Linked DNA regions of Homo sapiens: region 2 is linked to region 1. Evidence: read pairs that join two places in POLR2A ChIA-PET (ENCODE). Cell type or tissue: Caco-2. All regions are shown on one strand. Links, peaks and the distances in the headings refer to the core of each region. The heading gives the core; the rest is flanking DNA.

What was found. Peaks named below come from ENCODE experiments on the same cell type or tissue, not always from the same donor. Only the 100,000 strongest peaks of a DNase experiment are listed, where the experiment ranks them.
Region 2: POLR2A ChIA-PET joins it to region 1 with 7 read pairs; 1 of 35 experiments calls an interaction of 5 or more read pairs at or near these places.

The regions. Positions count from the first base shown.
Region 1 is chr15:41,620,038-41,625,453 of GRCh38, reverse strand. LOC105370791 (a long non-coding RNA gene) reads left to right here and starts at 3,999. Exons shown (of 4, transcript NR_188233.1): 1 at 3,999-4,387. It also overlaps a transcript of MGA not described here. RefSeq lists a silencer at 3,959-4,018. In Caco-2, for the core only: no CTCF peak of the experiment used is centred there; DNase peaks (open chromatin) are centred at 3,403, 3,963 and 4,253; H3K4me3 peaks cover 2,778 bases.
Region 2 is chr15:40,904,564-40,909,879 of GRCh38, reverse strand. LOC105370943 (a long non-coding RNA gene) reads right to left here and starts at 3,071. Exons shown (of 2, transcript NR_135836.1): 1 at 2,995-3,071; 2 at 529-1,051. RefSeq lists enhancers at 2,096-2,225, 3,415-3,709 and silencers at 2,436-2,495, 3,146-3,485, 3,415-3,709. In Caco-2, for the core only: a CTCF peak has its summit at 3,365 (motif pointing left); DNase peaks (open chromatin) are centred at 1,579 and 3,399; H3K4me3 peaks cover 225 bases.

The sequences.
Region 1 (5,416 bases), core at 310-5,309:
TCAAAAAAAAAAAAAACTCCCGGCCTCAAGGAATCCTCCTGTATCAGCCTTGTTCAATTTTTTTTTTCTCACAATTTGCCAGGCTTTGCTGATTACTGGATCTCCTAAACTTAAAAAAATTGGCTGGCACATAGTAAACACTCAATAAATACAAATGAATACTAAATAAATAAATTTGTCTTTTAACTTTATCATGTTTCTGCCAACTAGACAGATGTTTTTTGTAATAACTGTATCAATCTTTGTCATCTTTGTCTTTATGGATTTGCCTCGACAGTCATGCTTAGTAGAACAGCTCCTTTCTCTTTTGTTGAGCCTGGGTCTCACTCTGTTGGCCAATCTGGAGTGCAGTGACACGTCACAGCTCATTGCAGCCTCGAACTCCTGAGGTCAAGTGATCTTCCCATCTCAGCCTCCTGAGTAGCTGTGACAACAGGGATGTGCCACCACACCAAGCTAATTCTGAAATTTTTTTGTACAGATGGGGTCTCACTCTGTTACCCAGGCTGGTCTTGAATTCCTGGGTTTGAGCAATCCTCCCACCTGGGCCTCCCAAAGTGCTGGGATTATAGACATGAGCCACGTGCCTGGCCTCATTCTATTTCAAGACTGGAAAACTGTTTTCCCAGTTTTTTAAAGTAGTAATTTTCTGATTTCACGTTTTATATTTTAATATTTAATTTGGGCCAGGAGCAGTGGCTCACTCCTGTAATCCCAGCACTTTAGGAGGCCGAGATGGGAAGAAAACCTGAAGTGAGGAGTTCCAGACCAGCCTGGCCAACATGGTGAAACCCCGTCTCTACTAAAAATACAAAAATTATCAGCCAGGTGCGGTGGCTCACGCCACCCACCGAGCACTTTGGGAGGCCAAGGCGGGCAGATCATGAGGTCAGCAGCTCGAGACCAGCCTGGCCAATATAGTGAAACCCCGTCTCTACTAAAAATACAAAAATTAGCTAGGTGTGGTGGCAGGCATACTCTGCCTGTAGTCCCAGCTACCTGGACCCTATCTCTACTAAAAATACAAAAATTAGCTAGGCGTGGTGGCGGCGGCATAGTCTGCCTGTAGTCCCAGCTACTTGAGAGGCTGAGGCAGAAGAATCACTTGAAACTGGGATGCGGAAGTTGCAGTGAGCTGAGATCGCACCACTGTACTCCAGCCTGGGCGACAGAGCAGGACTCCATCTCAAAAAATAAAATTAAAAAAAAAAAAATACAAAAATTACCTGGGTGTGGTGGCCTGCACCTATAATCCCAGCTACTTGGGAGGCTGAGGCAGGAGAACTGCTTGAATCCAAGAAGCAGAGGTTGCAGTAAGCCGAGATCATGCCACTGCACTCCAGCCTGGGCCACAGAGTGAGACCCTCAAAAAAAAAAAAAATTTAATTTGCTGGGCTCGGTGGCTCACGCCTATAATCCTAGCACTTCAGAAGGCCAAGGCTGGAGGATCACCTGAGGTCAGGAATTCCAGACCAGCATGGCCAACACGGTGAAACCCCGCCTCAACTAAAATTACAAAAATTAGCCAGGTGTAGTGGGAGACACCTGTAATCCCAGCTACTCGGGAGTCTGAGGCAGGAGAATTGCTTGAACCCAGAAGGCAGAGGTTGTGGTGAGCACCACTGCACTCCAGCCTGGGGGACAAGCCCGAAACTCCCTCTCAAAAAAAAAAAAAAAATATATATATATATATAAATAATTCACCTAGATTCTTTTTTTTTTTTTGGAGACGGAGTTTCGCTCTTGTTGCCCAGGCTGGAGTGCAATGGCGCGATCTCCACTCACCGCAACCTCCGCCTCCCCGGTTCAAGCATCCCAAGTGGCTATGATTACAGGCATGCATCGCCACACCCGGCTAATTTTGTATTTTTAGTCGAGACGGGGTTTTTCCATGTTGGTCAGGCTAGTCTCGAACTCCCGACCTCAGGTGATCCACCCGCCTCCGCCTCCCAAAGTGCTGGGATTACAGGCGTGAGCCACCACACCCGGCAATTTTATTTAAATTTTAAGGTAGAAATCCCATTTTTTCTCCAAACAGTTGATTGTTCCAATATAATTTTGGAACACCTTCCCTACTCATATAAAATACCATCTTTATAACACTAACCTTATATATTTCTAGATTATTCTGTTTCACTACTCTTGTGTTCCAGGGTTGCTACTTATATTTTGATTATCATAGCTTTATTTGTATATTCTCTAGTACAAGTCCTTTCCTCATTCTTCTCTTCCAAGAAGTTTCTTAATTTCTAGGTTTACTTTTTCAAATGAATTTTAAAACCATTTGGCAAATTTTCAAAAGGAAATCTGGTTGGAATCATGTAAAACTGCCAGCCATATCTCTCTGTTGCTATTTTCCTCAGTGGTAAAACGGAGATAACAGTACTTACCTCGTAGGTTTGTTATGAGAACTAAATGAATTAAATACAGTAGAAAGTATTTAGAACACCAAGCCAGAAAGATAACTATTATAATTACTCAAAAGTGACAGCTATTATGATTGCTCAATAAATGTTTTCCAGATGTGTTCGCACAAAATTCGAAGACTCTTTTTAAGATAAATCAAAAGGTATAATAAAACATAAGCAGTGGTATGGAAAACATACAATTTATACTTTTCTTCACCAATGGCTTGACCCTTCTTTGGTGAAATGACGAGCTAGAACTGGGAGGAGAGACCAAGAAAAATACCAAAGGCTGGTGGGTACCAGGTCTCTAAAATTTTACAAAGATAGCCCACCAAGTGGAAACGAAGACTTCTAGGCCCTTCTAGGCAGCGTTATGGGGGATCAGCATTTCCCTTTTAAATACTATTTCCCCATCTCCGCAGTTATGACAATAGTAGTTACCTTTTGATTTCCTCCCAGAAAATACATAGGGATTAGATGTCTAAAAGACAATATTTTTCGAATGAGGTCGTGGGCCCCTATAAAGTATAAATGGGAATGATAAAGATAGACAGACATGCCCAGAATATTATAACAAATTACCTCCACCAGGTTTCCCACATCATTGTAATGATTGAGAGGGGAGTGGCTGTGGGGTTTTTTTTGGCGGGGTGGCGGTTGTCTCATTATAATTTTTAAGAATTTGTTAAATTATTTTATCTGCATGAAATTGAGGTGAGGAAGTCAGAGGCCGTATGAGGGACCTTAAAAGGTGATCTCCTCTACCGAGCTGAATGAGAAATGGAAGCCGAGGGTGGCAAGATGAAACTAGCCAAAGGCCTGGACCCCAGGCCTCCGAATTCCCAGATCTCGGCTCATCCCAGTACACCACACAGCTTCTCACCGACGCTTGCCACGCTTCGATGTGGGAGGAGTAAAAACAGGCAATCCGACCGCAGCAAAGACGCTGGAAAACCACAGGCCGGCGCAGTCGAAGGCACGTGACCCGCCACGCCCCCCACCCTCCCCCTACCCCGCGCCAGCAGCACGCGCTGCCAACCTCGTCATGTGACCTTCACGCGGCCCCAGCACTCCCCCTGCTTGGCGACTCTTTCCAGCAGCCATTTTGCTGAGAACTTGTCGTCTGTGCTCACCGCGGAGCAGGACGCCACGAAAAGCCGCGGCCAGAATTTACAGGCCGCACACGCGCTTCGAAAGACCGCTCAGGCCGTCAGGGCCCGGTCGAACCTCAGTGAACACGTCGCACCCCGGGGCGCCGGGGAAAGCTGTGGGTGCGCCTCGGCCTGAGATTGGCTGTGGCGTCCACGTGACGCCTCAGCGCCCCCCCGCCCCCGCCACCCTCTCCTTCCCCCCAACGCACAAAAACACCCAGACTCTTAACACTTCGCGCCAAGAACACGCCACCAGGCGCGTGGGGACGGGCGTAGCGCGTGGCAAGCAAGGCGCCTGCGCATACCTGCCGGGGCCGACCGCAACCGACCCACGCGCCGCTCCGCTCGCGGGTCCCGGAATCCTCGCGCTGCTGGACCACCCGGCTAGTCATTGGCTGCCAGTTCGGGTCACGTGCTGGTCGCAAGCCCGCCCCTACCCGCTAATCACCTGGCACCGAGCTCGAAGCGGCGCCGAGTCGTTCGCACGCGGAGAGGGAGGGTAGTTAGAGGGCCATCCTTTTCTGCCGTTATGGATTTAAACCCATAAAGAGGAAACGAGAAACCAGAGGCTCAAAGCTAAGGAAGCTCGCACCTACCGGCTTAACTTCGCACGCCTCTCCAGGAGCCGGGAACCATCGCCCTTGGGCGCTCCCCGATGCACGCCGGGATACGCCTGGCGCCCCTCGGTGTGCTGCAGAGCATGCCGGGAAAGGCACCTCTCCCGATCTCCTGGCGCTCACCTCCCGGGCGTTCCTTTCGTGTCCCCTTGAAAGCCCGGTCCTTGGGCTTGGAATGAGACGGTTTGGGTAATTATGGGAGTGTGGCGAGGTATACCAGGCACTTTCAGCCCCTCCTCTCCCACTTGTTTGATCTGTGTGGTCTTGGGGAAACCGTTTAACCTTTCTCCACGGAGCAAGCGTTTAGTGTGTGCCTGCTGAGTGACTTTGTAAAGATTCAGGAAAAAAAAAAAAAACAGCAAGGGTATTTGCCTGCAAATGAACTGCAGCCCTTTCCTGGCCAGTGAAAAAGAATGCTAATTTAAATGCAACTTACCAGGAGCCCCACTTGAGGGTGGAAATGGCACTTAGAATTTCCCTTGGGATAGAAGATGAGACCTTTCTTGCTAAACTTATTGCTACTGTTGGGGAAAGTAGGGGTGGTAAGAGCAAGAGGCGTTTTAAAGGAGGCGGGGACATGTCTATCACAGTTGCTGGTTCCACCTCGTACGAAATATGGTATATTGGAAACGAGAAAAAAAAAAAAACACCGTCTCCTAACTCAGAAAAAGTGGTCATGCATCAGAACCAATTAACTTTGTAACATATTCACAAACTGCCCTTCAGGCCAAAACCTAATGAAATCCCCACTTAAAACAATTCACACCTTTTCTGCTTTGAACTCCATTCTTCAGCTTTGCCGGATTTTAGAACGATTTCATCAATTCTTAAAGAGATGATTAAGCTTGAAGAACTTGACTAGCGATGGTCAAGCTCAAGAGCTCTTATTTATAGATTAAAAATTAAATGTATTCATTTATAATGTGGTTATCAAGCCAAAATATAGTTTGGGGCACCCTTTTCTAATTTCAAGGTACTCCATAAGCCTAATTATCAGAAAATTATTCCCTGACTAGAAAACCAAAAGAAAGGGTATTAGATGATCATACGTAATAAAAAGCATTAAATTGTAAGCATATGATGTTACACTTGAAGTTTATAAAACATTCCAATATTCTTCATTATATATAATCCTTACAACAACTCAGAGAAAAGTGCTATACTAGTAGTATCATTTTCTGAGTCAGTCTTGAGTGGGAATCTGGAAAAATATATCTTAACACGTTCTTCAGGTAATTGT
Region 2 (5,316 bases), core at 296-5,295, 720 kb after region 1:
AGCTCCCGGGAGAGTGCCAGCCAGGCCGACTGTTGTGCAAGTTCTGGGCTGGCCTGCGAGGGCAGGCTGGCAGAGGAGTCATGCCTGATCAGCGGCCAGCATGGTGTCTGCCCAGCCCTCTTGGCCTGTCCTATGAGACTCCTGGAGCTGGAGTAGTGCCCTGTCTCCTTTCCTTCAGGGAACCAGGACCCCCATCCCAAGGAAGCACTCTTGTCCCACCTGTGGCCATATTCTACATGCCTGTGGGCTTCCTCTCATTCTCATCCTGAACCTCTTTTCCTTAGAATCGCCATTGTTCAAGAAACCAGAAAAACCTACTCAAGCAAGCTTCTTTCTTCCAATTCCACTCTGATATCTGAAGAAGTCAGAGGGCCTTGTGAGGGATGAGCTGGGACAGGTCTCAGGGTCCTACGCCTACAGAAAGGAGGTGCAGAGTAAAAGGGAAGAGGGGCAAGTGCCCAGGGCTGCTTGGGCGCCAGGCCCTGGGCTACCTTGACAGATGGGCGGCACCGCTCTCATTTCAGCCTCACAAGAGCCTTTCCAGGTCTGTAACAGTTATTCACATTTTACAGGAGAAGAAATTGAGTTTCCAAGGGCTTGATTAGCCTGATGCTGGTAATGGCAGAGCAGAGACTTGCACTTGCTCTTTACAGATTATGTCCTTGTTCCTCGGTTCAACCCATTTTGGCTGGAGATGGAAAATGAGTATAAAGAAGGACCTAGGATGGTGCCCTGCTCACGACCAGCATGGGAACACAGTTAATCAAGGCTGAATCTCACGGACAGGGGCAGGATCCAGGATGGAGCCTCCTGTTAGCTACCAATTTGTCTTCTGCAATTCAGCAGCTGTAAAGTCAGGAGGTGGGATCAGCAGCACAATGTCTTTCAAACTCGGTTCCTGGGCATCCTGGCATCTTATGGATATCGTGATAGGGGGCCGGGCACAGTGGCTCATGCCTGTAATCCGGACACCCTAGGAGGCTGAGGTGGGAGGACTGCTTGAAGTCAGGAGTTCAAGACCAGCCTTGGCAACCTAGCAAGACCCCCGTCACTACAAAAAATAGAAATAAAAATTAGCCAGGTGTGGTGTCTGTAGTCCTTGCTACTCAGGAGCCTGGGGTGGGAGGATCACTTGAGATCAGGAATTAAAGGCTGCAGTGAGCTATGATGGCGCCACTGCACTCCAGCCTAGGCAATAGAACAAGGTGTTGTTTCTATTAAAAAAAAAAAAAAAAAACAGAGAGAGAGACATTGAGATAGGAGTGGAGAACAGGCTGAGTGAACAGGAGTGTGGGTCCCTCCAGCCCAGTTTCCATCGGAGAATCTCAGCATACCAATTTCAAGTACTGGACATTCATGAATGTTTTTATTTGAACAAGGCTTCCACAGCACTTTATAGTCTCTATCTGAGGTCTCTGCAGCTCTGGCCTGCTGGGAGTTGTGAACGGTTTAGGTCCTGGCCTGGGAAGAGAAACCAGAGGACCTGGTAAAGGAAGTAGGGTTCACCTTCTAGCCCTGTGGAGATGCCGCGAGGGAACAGGTCAAGGGTCAGAGCTGGGAGATCATGCCATGGAGGGAAGGTGAGCTGCAGCCACCTGCCTCTGCACCTGGCAAACACAAACAGACCTTTGGCCACAGCAGCCTGGGAACCAGAAGCAGCAGCCACCTTCCGGGGGGCCAGACCAGTGCCCCTTTCCCTTTTCTCTGCCCAAGCTTATTCTCAGTGGACATGGGTTGCTGGCCACCAAACTAAGGCCGCGCAGCCTCTCCTGACCTCACGGTATGGTTTCTGACTGCTCAGTAAGGGCTGGTTCAAGGTGAAAGCTGAGCCACGGTAAAGCTGCTCAGGGAGAGGAAAGCACCCAATTACTGGGCATTCAGAGAGTGGGGCCAATCCCCTTGAAATGACAACCCTATTTTGTGACCCTTTTATTGGCCATCCTGGACCAAAGTTTGCCCCTCTGCCTCAGTTTTCCTTTTGGGAATCCAGGCATGAGAATGGTGGCCCTCTCCTGGTGGCTTCAGCACGTATGGCTCCCTGAATATCATCTCCATGCTCCAGGTGGAGGAGAAAGCTGAGGGCTCCAGCTGCCCAAGCACCAGAACTTTCTAGCATCCTCCTATCCCAGTGCCCGCCCCAGGCCTGCCTCTGACCACCATTCACCCTCAACCTGCTGCAGGGCCCAGCCTCACCCCACATAAGCAAAGCTGCCAGCAGCGTCCTTTGTGGTGCTGCTCCCGTGTGGCACTGCCTAGGGGCCCCACCATGGGGCAACAGATGGACCTATGGTCTCTCCAGAACAATGGTGGGGGAGGGGCCCTGGCATCGCCCGCCCCAAACAGGAAGCGCTGCATGAGCTTCAAAGGGCTGGCAGGGCCAAGGGGCTGAGTGGGGGAGCCAGTGCCAGGACTGGCGGCTGCCTGAAGAGATGCCTGCCAGCCTCGGGATGCCCAGCCTGGTGGTGGAGGTGGGGCTGTGGTGGCCAGGGCAGCTGGCTCTTGAGCAGAAGATGTCTGGCACCCTGAGGACAGCAGCCTGTAACCTGGGAGCAGGTTAAGGAAAGAGGGCATGGAGTTTGCTGTTTCCCGGTTCAACTGCCACTCGCCAGCGGGGCTGCAGGTTCTTTCCCAGGCCGCGGTTGGCCTGGCCCTCCGGCAAGTAAGCATGAGGGGCAGGGCTGGCACCAAGCCCGCCGCCCACTCCCTGCCTCCTGCTCCCAGCTGCTCCGCTCAGAGCCTTTTCCTCTCCACTTCCTGTTCACACAGGGGGGGGCGGGAAGTGGAGGGAGGAAGTTGGGGGGAGGCGTGTAGGGGGGACCCATTGAATAAAAGGAATTAACCGTTTCCCTCCTCTGACCTCTGGGAATTTCCGCCTGTGAAAGTGTCTCGAAGAATCAGTAGGGCTGGGGGAGTGGAGGGGAACTGCGCCCCCTCTTGGTCCCCTTCCCCCACCCGGTGGCGGTGGGGCCAGATAACTCCCTCTGGGCCCCTAACCTTTGTTTCCCTGGCGCCAGGGGGCAGCGCCAAGTGCGGCCTGGAGCCTGATGGCCTCGAGCCCCCTCCCAACCTTTGGGGTGGGTGCCAGGCACCAGCCTGCGACCCGAGCCTTTGGGGGAGGGGCAGGAACTAGAACTGGTGGTCTCGGGGGAATGAGCTCACATCCGAGCTGGCCACGCTGAGCCCTGTGCCCTCTCCAGGGCTGGTGCCCTTGGCCAGTCGGCCGCGGTGACAGGAGAAGGGAGGGAGAGGCCGGGCAGGCAGGGCCTGGGACTCTGGGCCGGCACACCCTCCGGCGGCCACACCCCCAGGAGCCAGGGTAGGGAGCGGTGGGCTCGGGAAGCCGGTAGACGGCGCCCCCTAGTGCCCACTGCAGACTCGGCGGGGCGGCCCCCAGGGCCCTCTCCAGGGCGGGCCTCAGGAAGCACCTGCTCCCCAGGACCAGTGGCCGCCCTGCGTCTCCCCCAGGTGGCTTCCTTGTTTACAGGCCTCCTGCCCTGGTCCCAGCGTCACTGCCTGTGGCCACTCCTTCTATTTCCAGTGACCGCTCCAGGAGTAGCTCATTCATCTTGGCCCCTGCCCACGCAGCTGCTCCCCCACCCCACCCCCCTCTGGCCCTCCAGGCTTAGGGCCAAAGCCCTGAGGGCCTCCGCTCTGCTCTCCATTCCATGTCTTGCTTGGCTTCCAGGGATCTAAGAGCTGTGGCTTCCCGTTGCCCTGACTCACCGGAACCCTATTCTGTCCCTGCCAGGGAAGCCTGGGGCCTTTTCCCAGGAAAGAGGAAGCAGCCTAGGACCAGATGGGCTGGCTTAGGAGAAGACAGAAGGGGCAGGGGTGTCCCAAGCTGCTTTAGCCAAGCCCTCTGGGAGCAGGGAGCAATAGGGCAGTGTTTGTTTAACTAACAAGTATTAGGCACCCATTATGTGCAAAGACAGAGGCCCCAGTCTGTTTTCTCTAAGAAAGTGACCCCTTCAGAGGTAGGCTAAAGCTTTATACTCACTGTCAGGGGACAAAGACCCTGAGCCCTCAGATGACTATGGTAGGTGTAAGGGGAGCCTAGGCCACATGGGGAGAAGGAAGCAGGAGCCCTCCAAACCTCCTGGGACAGTGCGAAGAACAGAATTAGGATGCCCTCTACTCAATGGGACCCCTCCCCCACATCTGCTCCCACTTCTGCTTCTGGAGGAAGACGGGAGTCTGAGGGGTCATCAAAAATGGGCAGCTTCCAGCCCTCTCAGCTAACAGAGTCCATGAAGAGATCCTCTTGTTTTAGTGGTTAGGGAATTCTGCAGCAAAGTTCAACCTGTATTGCCAGAGATAAAATTCTTTAAAAAAAAAAGGCGGAGGGGTTCTAGCTGGGCACAGTGGCTCATGCCTGTAATCCTAGCACTTTGGGAGGCTGAGGCAGGCGGATCACTTGAGGTCAGGAGTTCGAGACCAGCCTGGCCAACATGGTGAAACCCCGTCTCTACTAAAAATAAAAAAAGTAGCCAGGCGTGGTGATGTGCACCTGTAATCCCAGCTGCTAGGGAGGCTGCGGCAGGAGAATCCTTGAACCCGGAAGGCGGAGGTTGCAGTGAGCCAAGATTGTACCACTGCACTCCAGCCTGGTGACAGAGCAAGACGCCATCTCAAAAAAAAAAAAGAGGGTTCTTGCTCTGTCACCCAGGTGAAGTGCAGTGGCACAATCATAATTCACTGCAGCTTCCATCTCTTGGGCTCAAGCCATCCTCCTTCCTCAGACTCCCAAGTAGCTAAGACTACAAGTGTGAGACCCCATGCCTGGCTAGGAAGAGGATTAGACTGGAGGGGAAAGCAGCCTGCAGTGGCCAGCGAGGTTGGCCTGACTGCAGGAACTGTCTTGCCAGCTGACAGATCACACCCAGAGAGCTGGGCAGTGCACTGTGAACACCGGTCCATGGGGCAAAGGGTGCTCTGCTGATGTCACGGGGAGACCCCATTCCAGGACTCCCTAGGATTTAGCCACAACTAAAGATGTGTAATTTGTGGGGAGGAGCAGGTCACAGGAGCAAGATGAGAAAACATGTCTGCCAAATGCCATGGATACAGGCCACAGCAGTCTCACCTTCATGCTGGGCCTCAACGTTGTGGTTAAATGGCAGATAGTGGCAGGGCCATCTTAAAGCCAGGCAGGAGCTGGGAAGGCGGGGATCCAAGCTGGCAGAGGGGCAAGCAAAATCTAGCATGCCTGAGGGCTACTCGAGGGAGGAAGAATGAGGGGCTTGAAGTTATGGTTAGACAGTGGAGACTCCAAGAAAATTCTTTTTTTTTTTTGAGATGGAGTCTTGCTCTGTCGTC